2 separate regions of the Mus musculus genome follow, and region 2 is linked to region 1. Evidence: chromatin loops called from intact Hi-C (ENCODE). Cell type or tissue: left cerebral cortex. All regions are shown on one strand.

Evidence for each region. A loop is a pair of places that touch in the nucleus more often than their neighbours do. Peaks named below come from ENCODE experiments on the same cell type or tissue, not always from the same donor. Only the 100,000 strongest peaks of a DNase experiment are listed, where the experiment ranks them.
Region 2: it touches region 1 in a loop (2.9-fold over the local background); 13 of 42 quality-filtered maps call a loop at or near these places.

The regions. Positions count from the first base shown.
Region 1 is chr3:94,992,644-95,000,643 of GRCm38, forward strand. It overlaps Pi4kb (phosphatidylinositol 4-kinase beta), which reads left to right. Exons shown (of 11, transcript NM_175356.3): 3 at 323-550; 4 at 1,518-1,745; 5 at 3,192-3,301; 6 at 3,937-4,041; 7 at 4,209-4,332; 8 at 6,205-6,470. It also overlaps a transcript of Zfp687 not described here. Among named protein-coding and RNA genes, the nearest start is that of Mir7013, 7.5 kb to the right of the region's middle. In left cerebral cortex, a CTCF peak has its summit at 4,537; a DNase peak (open chromatin) is centred at 4,521.
Region 2 is chr3:94,874,932-94,882,931 of GRCm38, forward strand. It overlaps Pogz (pogo transposable element with ZNF domain), which reads left to right. Exons shown (of 19, transcript NM_172683.4): 12 at 169-315; 13 at 1,705-1,839; 14 at 1,983-2,152; 15 at 2,305-2,445; 16 at 3,000-3,056; 17 at 3,225-3,337; 18 at 3,591-3,615; 19 at 3,730-8,000. The coding sequence ends at 5,401. Among named protein-coding and RNA genes, the nearest start is that of Psmb4, 8.0 kb to the right of the region's middle. In left cerebral cortex, no CTCF peak of the experiment used is centred here; DNase peaks (open chromatin) are centred at 4,087, 4,473, 4,652, 4,975 and 1 more place; H3K27ac peaks cover 591 bases.

The DNA.
Region 1 (8,000 bases):
GAGGTCCTGGATGGCTTTTTGAGACCTTGTCCTCTTGCCTGAACTAAAAGGTTTTTGAGAACTCAAGTCCAAGCAAAGGGTTCAGTCCCAGTAAGCTGAGTTCAGGTCATCTTGAGTCCCCAGGAAGCCTTCAGAAAGGGGATGTGTTCTTCCCAATTCAAGCTAAGAAAAGTAGGATAGAAACTCCTATCATGGCCAAAGGTAGCTCCTTTCCTGTGGTTCTTTATATACTAGAGGCCCTAGCCAGAAGGAAATAAGAGGGATAATCCACTTTTTTCAATGTTTCCTTTACCATCTTTGGTTTAATCTTAACCCTCTGTAGCCTGTCCGGCTGGCCCCTGAGCGAGAATTCATCAAGTCTTTGATGGCAATCGGCAAACGGCTGGCCACGCTCCCCACTAAAGAGCAAAAAACACAAAGGCTGATCTCAGAGCTTTCCCTGCTCAACCATAAGCTCCCTGCCCGAGTCTGGCTGCCCACGGCTGGCTTTGACCACCACGTGGTCCGTGTGCCCCACACACAAGCTGTTGTTCTCAATTCCAAGGATAAGGTAAGTGGCTCTCACCCAGACCCTTCCCCTCACCTGACTGCATTTTCATGATTGCTCAGGCATTGTTCCTTACTGGTATGTTAGAGACCTTTTTAGTTTATGGTGCATGTGCTAAGAGTGACTCATTGCTCTTGTGATGCTGAGAACCCAAGGACCCTCCTGCCCAACTTCTTGAGTCTTGGTTTTTTTTTTTTTTGGTTTTTCGAGACAGGGTTTCTCTGTGTAGCCCTGGCTGTCCTGGAACTCACTCTGTAGACCAGGCTGGCCTCGAACTCAGAGGCCTGCCTCTGCCTCCTGAGTGCTGGGATTAAAGGCGTGGGCCACCACGCCCGGCTTGAGTCTTGTTTTTATGGACCAAAGTAGCCTAATAATTTCAGTTTACCTTGTGCTAAATTGAGGGCAAGTGGCTTTTCACATACTCCTTACCCTCCTTTTGGTAGGCCCTCCAGCCTTTCTCTAACTTTTAGCCTATCCAGGCATAACCACCATATATGAAAGAAAAAAGTTTATAAGACTTTTTGATCAGAGAGGGCAGAAAGGAAAGAAATACTCCCAATTCTTACTATGTTGTCTGTGTACTGGAGTGATGTGATTGTCCTCATGGTTCATATTCTCTCAGAGGAAGTATTGAAAAAGAGGATTTTCCTTGACATACATCTCACTTTATCCAGTTTGTGTGTCTGCTTTCCTGGGCCCTGACCTTAGCATGAACCCACAGAGCTTCTAGGCCTCTCTGTAAGACTGTCATTGATAGTGGGAACAGTTTTTCCCAGTTGCACCTGTGCCTTCTGAAGCCCTGATGATAAGCTCAGAGGCATGTACACCCTTTACCCAGATGGAATACAAGCTCCTACCTGTGCATGTTTTCCATGGTCATAGTGGACTGCTGATGAAGGTTGGAACAGAGAGAACTGTCAGTAGAACTTAGATAGGGAGGTAGTGGCAAATGCTCTCTCTTCTCACCCAGGCTCCCTACCTGATCTACGTGGAAGTTCTCGAATGTGAAAACTTTGACACAACTAGTGTTCCTGCCCGGATTCCTGAAAACCGAATTCGGAGTACACGGTCTGTAGAGAACCTGCCTGAATGTGGTATCACTCATGAGCAGCGAGCTGGCAGCTTCAGCACTGTGCCCAATTATGACAATGATGATGAAGCCTGGTCAGTGGATGATATAGGCGAGCTGCAAGTGGAGGTGAGGGATCTCCAAGGAGATAATCCTAGGGGCACAGCCCCTGTTCTCTAGGAGCTTTTAATACATGTGAACTAACACACCTGTTAACAGAGCGAGGCACAAATTTGCATGAATATTGTACATAGTAAGGGGTATGAGAAGGAAAAGCTCTGAGTAGCTGGTTGGAATAGGTTCAAGCTCCTCTTACAGCAGGAGTTCAGGTTGAATGTAAGGAGGACCTAGGGGAAACTAATAAAATATTCAAGGAACACCTGCTATATAAAGTTGATTGAGGACAGTAGAGACTGACAAGCCACACATTCATATATTTAGTCAAATATATAAAGGGCTGGAGACATGACCCAGGGTTAAGAGCACTGGCTGCTCTTAACAGAGAACTGTGTTCCTTTCCCAGCACCTCTGCAGTAGCTCACCACTGTCAGAAACTCCAGTTTCAGGGTACTGAGTACTATATGCTAATGAATGAGACTTGGCTTATACTTGTAAGAGTTTATGTGCTAACAGAATCAGACCAGACAGCTGACAGTTCTAGTCTGGTGTAATCTGCGCTGTAACAGGGAGCATGAGACATTCTGGAAGTGCCTAAAGGTGGAGAGAGTGCTTACTCCACACTCAGCATCAGAATCAAAAGATTTCCTGGAGGAAGTGATATTTCTGCTGAGGCTGGAAGCATGGTTTAATTAGCAGAACAAAGAACATTCAGACCATTCAGACTGAGGAAGAGAAAATGCAACATGGCCATGATAGGAATGAAAAAAAACTAATATGTGCTGATGCGTAGTGTGAGGTGATGAGTGAGTGAGGCTAGAGAGGCTGGCATGGCCCCGACAAGCAGTGCACTCACTCAGCCCTGTTAGCTATGAAAATAAACTCAAGCCGCACTGTGGGGCTGGAAGAAGAAAAATGAAGATACACGAGTTACTGTGTATTAGATGGCAGGTATAATTGAGAGTACTTTGTAAAAGGAAGGACAGAGACTTCTTGGGGCCTGGCAGAATATTTTATAGATAAGAGTGAGGAGATTAGGTGGAGATTTAGCCAGAAGAAATTGTCTGGGTATGGTGATCCACCTGTAGTCCCTGCACTGACATGGAGGCTGGGAAAGGAGGAGTTTGAGACCATTCTTAGAGAGTGTTGGGAATATTCTAGAAAGTTCACAAAAATGCAGCTTCTAGATTTCATTCCCAGTAGTTCTAATTTGGGCTGATGGTCAGAACTGAGAATCTGCACTTCCTATGCTTTTCCATGAATTCTATGAGTTCACACTTTGAGAACACTGCTGTGGGATCTATGGCTCAAGGCCTCAGTGATATGGAACCATGGTGGCTTTGGGAGAAGGCTGGAGTGGAGTGGTAGGCCACCATGCCATAGGTAGTTAGTTAGTGGCAAGTGAGCAGAGATCAAGAGGGAGATCTGTGTTTAGCATTTCTGACCTGCTCTTCCCAGCTCCCTGAAGTGCACACCAACAGCTGTGACAACATCTCCCAGTTCTCGGTGGACAGCATCACCAGCCAGGAGAGCAAGGAGCCTGTGTTCATTGCAGCAGGGGACATCCGGTATGGCCCAATCACCTCGTCCTTCATCTCCATCTTCTTCGTTCTGCCTCTTTGTCCTGTGTCTGGTTACCAGCTGTCAGCTTTATGTCCCTCTCCTTTATCTCCTTATTCTGTCCTTGCTCAGTACTTGAGGCCCTGAAGGTGCAGCTGAGACATTGCTTGAGCTACTACAAAAAGAAATGACATTTTAAGAGAGTTCCAAAAAGAAGAAAATGCCCCAAAGGGCATTTGAGTTTGTCCAAGTTGCACTTGACTAGCATGTGAAAGACCATGGGTTCAGTTCTCGGCATCACAAAAAAGAAAAGCAAAACCAGTCATCAAAGTGAGACCCCCAAGTGGAATCCTTCCTTTGAAGGCAGAGAGGAAATCTTGTTATACATGCAGATTCTGGAGTCATACCCATTCTGAATCAATATTGGAATAGAGGAATGAAGAATACAAGGCTCTCTGCATTTTAACATGATCACAAACTACCAAGTTAGCAAAACTGTACCATTGATTATCCTTGCTTCTCTGGCTTTCCCAGCCAAGAATCTGCCAGGAATCTAGGAACTGTGGCAAGGGAAAGTGGGCAAAGCATGCATGCAGCTCTGAGATAACTCTTCCAAGTAAATTGTGTATTTTCTTCCTGCTAGACGGCGCCTTTCAGAACAGCTGGCTCATACTCCTACAGCCTTCAAACGAGACCCTGAAGACCCTTCTGCAGTTGCCCTCAAAGAGCCCTGGCAGGAGAAAGTGCGGTGAGGAGGGTAGAGGGTAGACAGTGGTCTCAGTACCTCCCTCATATTCCAAGGTATCTTCAGGTGCTCACCTCTTCCATTGCCCTTCTACATCTAAACACTCATCAGGCTTCCTCTGTGGTCTGAGTCCTTACCCTGGCATCATCCTGTGACTTTTTTCTTCACAGGAGGATCAGAGAAGGTTCCCCGTATGGCCATCTTCCCAATTGGCGACTCCTTTCAGTCATTGTCAAGTGTGGAGATGACCTTCGCCAGGAGCTGCTGGCTTTCCAGGTGTTGAAACAACTGCAGGTAAAGAAATGGAAGCACAGAGCAGCAAAGAAAAAAAAAACGAAACACACAGAGAAAGGGGTGTTGAAAGGAAAGGCTCAGTGCAACTCCAGGGAGCTCTGCTGGGCACCTGCTTCCTACCCAGGTCTGAATGGGAAGATGAAAATGAAACTGGTTTGCCTTTCTCCAGAGAAGAACAGCTCTATGGGGACCTCTGTTGGTTGTTTCTGGAACTGCATCTGCCCTGTTCTCATCACTGGATGTCATTTTTTGATGGGTGTGATTTCAGTTAGGATTTTGTAATTCAGGCTGGCCTTGAATCAGTTATGGTCAAAGATGGGCTTGTACCCTTGATCGCCCTGCCTTCACCTCCCAAGGCTAGGATGATGTGCATGTACCATGCACCGCCGCACTTTGGATTTTTCCTTTAAATCAGAACCTCCCAAATGATCTGGGATGGATGGATTTACACTGTGCTCAAGTATTTTGGTTTAGTTTTGTATTTTGAAAAACATTTACTTTCATTTATGTGTATGGATGGTTTCCTAGCATGCTTGTCTGCACAGCAAATGTGTACAGTGTCCATGGAGGGCAGAACAGAGTATCAGATCCTCCTGGAACTGGAGTTAGTTGTAAGAAGCCTGATAGGTGCTAGGAACTGAACCCAAATTCCCATCAAGAGCAGGAGTTACTCTTAGCCCCTGAGCCATTTCTCCAGCCCTTGCTTTGGGACAGGGTCACTATAGTTCAGGTTTACCTGGAACTCATTAAGCAGTCTAGGCTGGCCTTGAATTCATGATAATGAATTCATGCATCAGTGTGAATACTAGAATTACAGATGTGCATCAATGTACCTGGCTATACTATGTTGAGACATTGATCACCTGGGTTGGTGACCTCAAAGAGGCTTCACCTATTCAATCCAATTCTCTATAATATTTGTAGGTTTTTTGAGGGATAGAGGTAGCTTGAACTAACTTTCTCTTGATTTTGGTTTTGATTGTTTTTAGAAAGGATCTCACTTGTAGCCAAATGGAACTTGCTTGTACCCTCTCCACCCTCAGCCAGTGTCACTACTATTCTTGTGTTCATTACTGCTGCCTCAGCTTCCCAAATACTAGGATTATAAGCAGTACTTTCATTTTGGTTTTGTTTGTTTTAAATATTGATTTATATATATGTGTACACTGTCACTGTCTTTCAGACAGACAAGAAGAGGGCATCAGATCCTATTACAGATGGTTGTGAGCCACCATGTGGTTGCTGGGAATTGGACCTTTGGAAGAGCAGTCAGTACTCTTAGCCTCTGAGCCATCTCTCTAGCCCTTGTTTTGTTTTTAAGACAGGGTCTCATGTAACTCAGGCTGACTTCTGACTCTACTGTAATCAAGGTTGACCTCAAACTTGTGATCCTTCTGCCTCTGCCTTCCAGCTGCTGGGAATATAGGCTTATGCCACCACATCCAATAGTATTTTCATTTTCTAAAGTAGCTTTCTCTGCCCCTAAAATCCCATCTTTTTATTATTCAAACTTATATTAATAGTCCCTACTCTCCCTACTTAGGTGATAAATTTCCTCTCTACCTTTTTCCTACCTCTGTGTAGTTCCTGCCCTTTGCCAGGCCCTGAAATTCCTTTTAAACTTCCTCGTTCTTTTATTTGTGGTTGTGTACACCTACAATCCTAGAACATGTGGAGACAGGGCTCCGGAATTCAAGGTTAGCCTACATGAGTCTGTCTCAAACAGAAAACTTCCAGGTTCTTAATAGGTCAGTAAGTCTTATTTAATGTCCTTCAATCCACGACACTAAGGGAGAGAGGTTGAGAAGAAAATTTTATTCTCTAGTTTGGAGAAAGATGAGCCACTCTCAATACCTTTGTGTCTCTTCACAGTCCATTTGGGAACAGGAGCGAGTGCCTCTTTGGATCAAGCCATATAAGATTCTTGTGATTTCAGCTGACAGTGGCATGATTGAACCAGTAGTCAACGCTGTGTCCATCCACCAGGTGAAGAAACAGTCACAGCTCTCCTTGCTCGATTACTTCCTACAGGAACATGGCAGTTATACCACTGAGGCATTCCTCAGTGCCCAGCGCAATTTTGTGCAAAGCTGTGCTGGCTACTGCTTGGTCTGCTACCTATTGCAAGTCAAGGACAGGTAAGTGACTTGTGCCCTTCATCCTAATCTTTCAGAGGGCTCTTCTCTATCCCTTTACATACAGTTCTTAGCTGGTGAACAACATATTTTTAGAGAAGATTTTGTTTGTGTGACATTAAGCCAAAGAGGAAAACTGTGCTGGACAAATGCTAGAGGAAGTGAGGAAGGAAACTGAGGATTTAGAGGAGTGACCATTTGAGTAAGTAGGGCAGAAAGGATAAAGGAGAATGAGGACAGATGAAGTTGTGAGGCAAAGACAAGGAAATGTTCCATTAGGAACAAAATTTGGATAGCAGGCAGTGACATGAGGCTGAAGAGTCTGGGAGGCAGGGTCTTTCTATGTGACCCTGGCTGTCCTAGACCTTGATATGTAGACCAGGGTGGTTTTGAATTCAGAGAGTTCTTCCTGCCTCTGCCTCCTGAGTGTTGGGATTAAAGGCCTTTGCCACCACACTCAGGGAGAATTTTATTTTGCAGGATAGGAATGATGTGTTCTGGTCTATGCAGATGCCATACGGTGCTGGGGAAGAGGGTTGGTGTGACTGGGTCCTTAGCAAGAAAGCAAGAGATAATAGACCCTGGTAATACTGTCAGTGACCAAAAGCGAAAAAGGAAATGGATGAGGGATTCCGTAGAGATAAGCTTGAAATTCCCAGTCATGCACTCTCATTTCTCCTCACTCCATAATTTCCTAAAATTTGTGTGTGTGTGTGTGTGTTTGGATATTTTCCCTGCATATATATCTGTGCATACCTATTGCCAGTGGAGGCCAGAAAGGGCACTGGATGCTCTAGAACTTGTGTTACAGGAAAGCTGGCGTTAGTTATAGACCTCAGCAATTTCAGTTCAGAAACTGGTATGTAAATAAAACCACCAAAAAAGAAAATGTTTAGAAGCTGGGCGTGGTGGCGCACGCCTTTAATCCCAGCACTCGGGAGGCAGAGGCAGGCGGATTTCTGAGTTCGAGGCCAGCCTGGTCTACAAAGTGAGTTCCAGGACAGAAACCCTGTCTCGAAAAACCAAAAAAAAAAAAAAAAATGTTTGGAAGATGAAATTCTGTTCCTTTGGCAAGGCAGAGAGCTGATAACCATTTTTGTATTTTTTTTAAATGTATGAATGTTTTACCAGCATGTATGTCTGTGCACAGCCAGCATAAAGTGCCCAGTAGAGCCAGAGATCATCGGATCCCTTTAGAGTAGAGTTACAGATAGTTGTTAGCCACTGTGTGGATGCTGGGAATTGAACCCAGGTCCTCTTTCTCTAGAAGAATAATCAGTGCTCTTAACCACTGAACCATTTCTCCAGCCCCTGATAAACTCACTATTCCTAATAACTTAATAGATTTGAATTGGTGATGTAGGTCAAGTTTGAAGAGTGCTTTGCTTTAGAATGCACCGTGTTCTGAATTTGATCCCCGTTACCACATAAACAGGCATGACAGCCTGTAGGCTCTCACTGGGTGGTAGCTGCAGGGAGTTCCAGATCATCCTAGCTATGTGGGGAATTTGAGGCCTGGACCACATGAGCTTC
Region 2 (8,000 bases), 120 kb before region 1:
GTTCCCAGACATCACAGCTAAGCTTACCATCCACATAGATCTCCAGTGCGAATCCAAGACAGTAACACCTGTGCATTGAAGAATATTCCTGCATCAATCTTTGTTGTTATCTCTCTTTATGGCTCCAGTTGTTCACCTTGCCCTTATTTTCTTTCTTGCATAACTCAGGTGTGTCAGTATCGCTCCTCCCTCTACTCTGAAGTAGATGTCCATTTTCGGATGATCCATGAAGATACTCGGCATTTGCTTTGCCCGTATTGCCTAAAAGTCTTCAAAAATGGCAATGCCTTCCAGCAACACTACATGAGGCACCAGGTATCAGGCACAAGCAGTCCTGTATTCTTATTTGAGGTTTGGATCCTAGGGACAGGGTTGAGATAGATAAATAATGTTGGTAGAGAAGATAATATTGTGTTAGCAAACATCATTCAGTTCTTGTTTCTTCCTACACACTAGGTTAGATGTTAGAGGTTTAGTGTTAAAGGAAAATACACGCACGCACACACACAAAAATGAGGGCTTTGTTAATAGGGGACGATACAGAGAAGCATCTATCTATTCTGGGAACTGAAGGGACATCCAGAAAGAAGTGCTGTTTCAGGTCTGAAGGATGAATAATGGTGGGGAATAAAATAGGACAGAGCCGGTGTGTAGGGAGGTAAGGGGTGTTCAGAGCAAACGGTAGAGTACAAGGTACATGTTGGAAGCTATGTGCAGATAGATTATGGGTGTTCTCCTAGGCTAGGAAAAGGACTCAAGTTCTGCAGTGATAGGTTTAAGATTTTACACTGCCAGCACTAAGTAAACTAAGTCAAAGCTAGAGCAGAGGGGAAAGATTACCCAAAGGCTTTAATCAGGTAGGCGATATTAGTGGTTGTTGGCTTTTGAAGTAAAGAAAAGAGATGGAGTCAAGACGCATTGCTAAAATTATATATATTTACAATGCAGAGATGGGTTAGGTGAGATAACAAGGGAGTAAGAGTGGCTCCTGAAACAAGCACTGCCTTTGTCAGGCTGCAGACTCAAAAACAGCTGTATATAAAGATGTATTAAGCCCCCTACCCCACATTCCACCTCCTGGAAAAGGGGGGGAAAGCAAGAATACAAAGGGGAGTGCTATGTTTTGTATGTAGTCTTTAAAGGGGTATGGCTGGAAAGTCTTGGTGATCGGGTGCTTGCCTAACATAAGGAAGGCCTCAGCTTTTTGCTTGTATCCCTAACACCACTAGAAAGAAACCAAAGAAAGCTTTGCTCTGTGGTTGTTCATATACATAGCCAGTGAAAAGATGTCTGTGGAAATGAACCAACAACCAGGAATTAAAGGCAGACCTAGCAGGTGGAGGGGACAGAATGAGAGTCCAAGTTGTTCTGTTGTTTACTTGACACCATGTATGTTTCTGTGTGCTTTAAAAATCAAGAAGACTGTCCAGGAATAGATAGCAGTCTGCGGTGCTAAGGTGATCTAGGTGAGCAGGCGTGTGCCACTGACCATGCACTCCAAGGACTGACTGAGAACCTGTGTGTCTTGGCCTTCACTTTGTCAGGGTGTGAGATACCAGTTCTCAGTGATAGGCTTTTTCATCTTGAATGGTTCTTTTCTTATTCTTAGTAAATTCCAAACAGAAAGAAGGAAGAGTGGTGCTGATTTTGATTCAGTAGAAACCTTTAAGCGGTTCTTGTCTGTTTTGCTTTTCTTCACTTTAGAAGAGAAATGTTTATCACTGCAACAAATGCCGGCTGCAGTTTCTCTTTGCCAAGGACAAAATTGAACACAAGCTGCAGCACCATAAAACCTTCCGTAAGCCTAAGCAACTGGAAGGCTTGAAACCAGGCACCAAGGTAAGAGTTTGCCAAGGTTGCTGTCACAGACTCAGGGAGAGTAAGCGTAGGTGGGCACAGAACCCTGAGGTTTCCTGTGAGTGTCTTCTAGAGTCATCCTGTGTGAGTGTCACCTAGCTAACTGTTCTTCCCTTGGTTCTCAGGTGACAATCCGGGCTTCCCGGGGGCAGCCGAGAACTGTTCCTGTGTCTTCAAATGATGCACCTTCTGGCACCTTGCAGGAGGCAGCAGCGCTGACCTCCACTGACCCCCTACCTGTCTTCCTTTATCCCCCTGTCCAGCGCAATATCCAGAAGAGAGCTGTTAGGAAAATGTCAGTGCCTCCTTCTAAATGATAGGCGGGTGGGGACTATCTGGGCAGGGTATTTCCTAATAGCCAAAGAAATCAGATACAATTTTTTTCAGGGTCAAAATCTTACGCTTTTGTGATACCTGAGGGAGTAATGACATTTTTGTTTTTGACAGGAGCGTCATGGGCCGGCAGACATGTCTGGAGTGCAGCTTTGAGATTCCAGATTTTCCTAATCATTTCCCTACCTATGTGCATTGTTCTCTCTGCCGATACAGCACCTGCTGCTCTAGAGCTTATGCCAATCACATGATCAAGTAAGTCATGAGAAACCAGGATTTCTAGCTTGGAGTCCAAAACTTATTTAATCCCCTCCCATTTCTATTTTGTTTTTTTCTTCAACTTTAAAGCTGTGTGTCCATCTCTTCTCGGAAGGTAAAAGAACAAACCATATTGAGTCAGCTCTGTTAGTCTGCTCTACATAATCCCCTAGGGTCTCCCTACTGCAAGTGTAGCCCGAGCATTGGATGGGAGCTTGTTAGAAATGCTAATCCTTTTTTTTTATATTTTTAATTCTCATATATTACATCCCAACAGCAGTTTCCCCTCCCCCTTGTATTTTTCCCCCAGCCTCCCCTCCACCCCATATCCACACTCCCTCCACTTCACCTTAGAAAAGAGCAGGCCTCTCAGTGACATCATTTTTATCTAGGCCTGAATTAAAATGTGAATTGTAATTGATCCTCCAGTTATTTTGTGCTTATATTGAAGTTTGAGAAGCCTGATGGTCAAACTGGTGTGGATTGTGAAGGTATCTCTTTGGCTGGACATTGTCATTGGTTGTAACTCTCTGCTTCTTTGTCTTTCTCAGCAATCATGTTCCACGGAAAAGTCCCAAGTATTTGGCTTTGTTTAAAAATTCTGTAAGGTAATAAAACACTTTTTGGTGCTCTTTTGTTAATAATATCAAGTCTTTTTTTATATAAAGTGGTTATGTGACTTACTCCCATATTAAACCTCAAAGTTTAACTTTGTTTAGTGTTATCGCTGTTTGTATCTAATACACTCTTGGTCCTCTTCTCTCCTCTTCCCACAGTGGAATCAAGCTGGCCTGCACTTCGTGTACCTTTGCTACCTCCGTGGGAGATGCGATGGCCAAGCATTTAGTGTTCAACCCCTCCCACAGATCTAGCAACATCTTACCACGGGGTAAGAGGGGGAAACTGGTACTGCGGGTAAGATGTCATACTGTATGAGCCAGGAGGAGCATCTTCCTCTGGCCTCACCCATTCACTGTTTAGATGCACACTATAGCAGACTATAAGCATTCTAACCTGGGAAGGCTGGCTATAGTAAGAGCCGATTAAGGGGGTAACATGTTGAAATTCCAAGATATGTCTATGGAATGCTTTTCATTTCTCCCCAGTGAGCTAACCATTTCTTCCCAATCTCATTTTCCCAGGGCTCAGTTGGATGTCTCACTTGAGGTAATGCTCATTTCATGGACACTTTGCACAATGTCTGTTCTTTCTGATACTGTGATTTAACTCCTGAAGTGTAACTGACATTTCTGCTCTCTGTTCCCATGCCCATTCCTTTAGGCCTGGCCAGGCTTCTGAACGAGTGTTCGACTGGAGCATGAAGAATACATATCTTCCACCTCCCCTCGTCCCTAACAAAGCTGCCACTGTGAAGCCTGTAGGAGTCACCCCAGCGGAGCCCCAAGAGCTGGCAGGTCCTGTGCTCCAGGCACTTCCATCCCCAGCCTCAACTGCAACCCCACCAGCAACCCCCACTCACCCACAGCCCTCCGCCCTGCCACCCTCGGCCACAGAGGGGACTGAGTGTCTGAATGTCAGTGAACAGGAAGAAGGAAGCCCTGTCACCCAGGATCCTGAGCCAGCATCAGGTGGTGGAGGTGGCAGTGGGGTTGGCAAGAAAGAGCAGCTGTCTGTGAAGAAGCTTCGGGTAGTACTGTTTGCCCTGTGCTGCAACACTGAACAGGCGGCTGAACACTTTCGAAACCCCCAGCGGCGAATCCGTCGTTGGCTTCGACGCTTCCAGGCCTCTCAGGGAGAGAACTTAGAGGGCAAATATCTCAGCTTTGAGGCAGAAGAAAAACTGGCTGAATGGGTGCTGATCCAGAGAGAGCAGCAGCTCCCTGTAAATGAGGAGACCTTGTTTCAGAAGGCCACCAAAATTGGACGCTCTTTGGAAGGGGGGTTTAAGATCTCCTATGAGTGGGCTGTGCGCTTCATGCTTCGGCACCACCTCACTCCCCATGCCCGGCGAGCTGTCGCCCACACGTTACCGAAGCATGTAGCAGAAAATGCTGGACTCTTCATTGAGTTTGTGCAGCGGCAGATTCACAATCAGGACTTACCTTTGTCTATGATTGTGGCTATTGATGAGATCTCTTTGTTCCTGGACACAGAGGTGCTGAGCAGTGATGACCGAAAGGAGAACGCTCTGCAGACAGTGGGCACAGGGGAGCCTTGGTGTGACGTCGTGCTGGCTATCCTAGCAGATGGCACTGTCCTCCCCACCCTTGTTTTCTTCCGAGGACAAGCGAATCGGTTCGCTAATGTGCCAGACTCTATATTACTAGAGGCCAAAGACAGTGGCTACAGCGACGACGAAATCATGGAGCTTTGGTCAACCCGTGTATGGAAGAAGCACACAGCTTGTCAGCACAGCAAAAGCATGTTGGTGATGGACTGTCATCGCACTCACTTGTCAGAAGAAGTACTGGCCCTGCTCAGTGCCTCTAGCACTTTGCCTGCGGTAGTCCCCGCCGGTTGTAGCTCCAAAATCCAGCCACTAGATGTATGCATCAAACGAACTGTTAAGAACTTCCTGCACAAAAAGTGGAAGGAACAGGCTCGGGAAATGGCTGACGCTGCTTGTGATTCTGATGTCTTGCTTCAGCTGGTGTTGGTCTGGCTGGGAGAGGTGCTGGGTGTCATTGGGGACTCCCCAGAGCTAGTTCAGCGGTCCTTCCTTGTGGCTAGTGTTCTGCCAGGTCCCGATGGCAACGTTAACTCACCCACACGCAACGCTGACATGCAGGAGGAGCTCATTGCCTCCCTAGAGGAGCAGCTCAAGCTAAATGGAGAACAGTCTGAGGAGCACTCAGCTTCTGCCCCCCGACCCAGGTCATCTCCTGAAGAGACAGTCGAGCCTGAAAGCCTTCACCAGCTTTTTGAGGGGGAAAGTGAGACGGAGTCTTTCTATGGCTTTGAGGAAGCTGACCTTGATCTGATGGAGATCTAGGTGCTGAGGCTATGGAAGCTATGGAGTCAGGAAGGAAGGTGAGGGAGGTTAGAGGGGCTTAGACAAGATGGGTACCAGTGGGGTACTTGGTTTATAGTTTCAATTTTATGCCACCACTCCCAGCATTGACTCTTCCTGTGAATTTGTGGGTTATTAGGAACGCCGGTAGTGATCAGTTCTGAGCCGAGGAGCTGGCCCATTGGTTACTCCTAAAAACATGTTTTTGTGACCCTTTTTTTCTTCTTTAATTTAAATCACTGTGTTTGCTATTTTTCTGACAAAATCTAGGAAAACAATCCTTTGTGGACAGATATTAAGTTGTTTCATTTCCCCGTTTACCTCAATTGTATCATAGTATTTCTGGGTTTTGTTTGTTTTACTGTGTGGCCAATGTCTTTGGGCATGATACTATCTAATCATTGTTAACATGAGAACTTTGCTGCAGATGGAAAGAAAGAATATGTAGCTGACAAACTGACTATTACATATGTGGATAAGTTTTTTTCATTGTGGTCTTAACACTTTTATATAAAAATGAAAATGAAAAATGAATCCCACTGAACTCTTTCCTTCTGCTCCTTCCCTCCCTCCCCAGAGGTGCTGGCTTCTTCAGCAGCTCTAGATATAAAGTTGTGCTTTAAAACGTGCATGAACCACCTTGAAACATCTAGAATGGATAGATTTTTCTGTCCTCACCACCCTCCACCAAAATATAACAGAAACAATATTTTTTTGCACTTGTAACCCTTGACCCCTTTCCTGATTTTTCACATCATCCTTCACTCTGGACAAAGGAGCACATGTGTCCCTGGCAAGCAGAGGTACTGAGTGAGGTGATGAGTGTTTCAGGTGGAAGCCATTCCTAGTCTCTGTCTTCAACAAGCCCGATGGCGTAGTCCCTTTCCTCTAGAACTTTGTCCTGTTAAGCTCGCTGACGGCACACCTGCTCATCACAGGTTTAACTGGCATGTTAAGTGTTGAACTAGAAAGACAGACTGCTTCAACTCCTGCTTACACGTGGCTTTCCTGTTCCTCTCATATTCAGAGAAACGGATGTGAAAAGCATAGAGGTGTGCACAGAGAAAGACATGAATCTTTATTTTTCACTGCCAACTTCAAGGAAAAATTTTTCTACAGTTTGCATGAGGGATTTTTTTAAGAAAATATGTACTCATGGTGATAAACCAAAATGTACTGTACCATAGAGGAGAGCAAACCTTCCCCACAGCCACACCGTCCTTATCCATCCCGAGGCGTTCAGAGTTTCCTCCTGTGAGCCAAGGAGGCAGCCTGCACAAGCGTGTAAGTGGTTCATCTCTAAAGTGTACATAAGTGGAGCATTTAATAAAACAAGAGGAAATGGATTTATAAACTTTTTCTATGTGTCCCCATTGAATAGGCTTTCATAGACTGGGAGATACTCAAGACATGCCCGCCTGGTGGCACAGGGGTGGCGTCTGTGACCACCAGTGCTTTCCCTGCAGATTTTGTTTTGTCTTTTTAACTCCCAGCACACTATAACATAGTGAACAGGACTGATCCCAGAAGTTTGGCCTGCTCTAAAACCATGGCATTGGAGATCTGAACTGAGGAGCCACCTGGGCTGGTCCCCAGCTTTTTGCGAAATGCCATTTTATTGGTGACGGACTACACTTCAAAGCCAACCTTCTGCCTTTGAGAAAGCTGGAGAACTGTAAATGGTCACTTCAATCTACAGCCTAATCCTCTTTGGTCGTCTCTGCAGCAGCCACAGCCTTAGCAGAGCTGGGTTCCTGGCCTCTGCACATTGACTTTGGATGGGTCATTTTTGGTTGTTTTTTGTTTTTTGTTTTTTTTCTTTTTTTTAAAGATCATGGTAACCGTGAATCAGCTGGGTTTTGGCAAGCAAGTTGTCTTTGTGGACTCTGCCTGCATGGCTTAGTAGTAGAAGGAAGTTTTTTTGGTTTTGTTTTTTTATAATTCAGTTTAATCAATAAACATGTATTTATTGACAATTTTCTGTGTTAAGTATATCAAAGTTCCCAATTGAACACCCAAGATTTTCTTTGCGTGAACTTGTCTGCAGCTGTCTGTGCCTCGCTGGATAGTGTCGTGCAGAAGACCCGTGATTGTCATTTTTAGAAATCAAGGTTCAGTGGGACAGTGGTGGCACACACCTTTAATCCCAGCACTGGAGAGGCAAAGACAGATATATCTCTGAGTTTGAGACTAGCCTGGTTATAATGAGTACCTGGTCAGCCAGAGTTATACTGTTTTGGAAAACACCAAAATACAAAAATAAATTAAATCAGGGTTTAAAACCACCCCAGGGATAGGACATGACTGACTTCCAGCTGAAACAGCTACACTTAGAATTCATTTTTGTTTTTGTGTATTGACTGTTGGCACCTCATACCATTAAATCATGCACAAAGGTCAGGACAACTCTTGAGTCATCTGGGGATTAAACTTGGGCTTTCAGGTGTGTGAATACTGGCACAAGTGTGGGTCTTCAGTCTTCACTCGCCACCGTATCTGAGACTTCTGTTCTTCTGTTTGCTATGCCAAGCTACCTACCTGGCCCTCGAGCTTACAGGGCATCTCCTGCCTCTACATACCA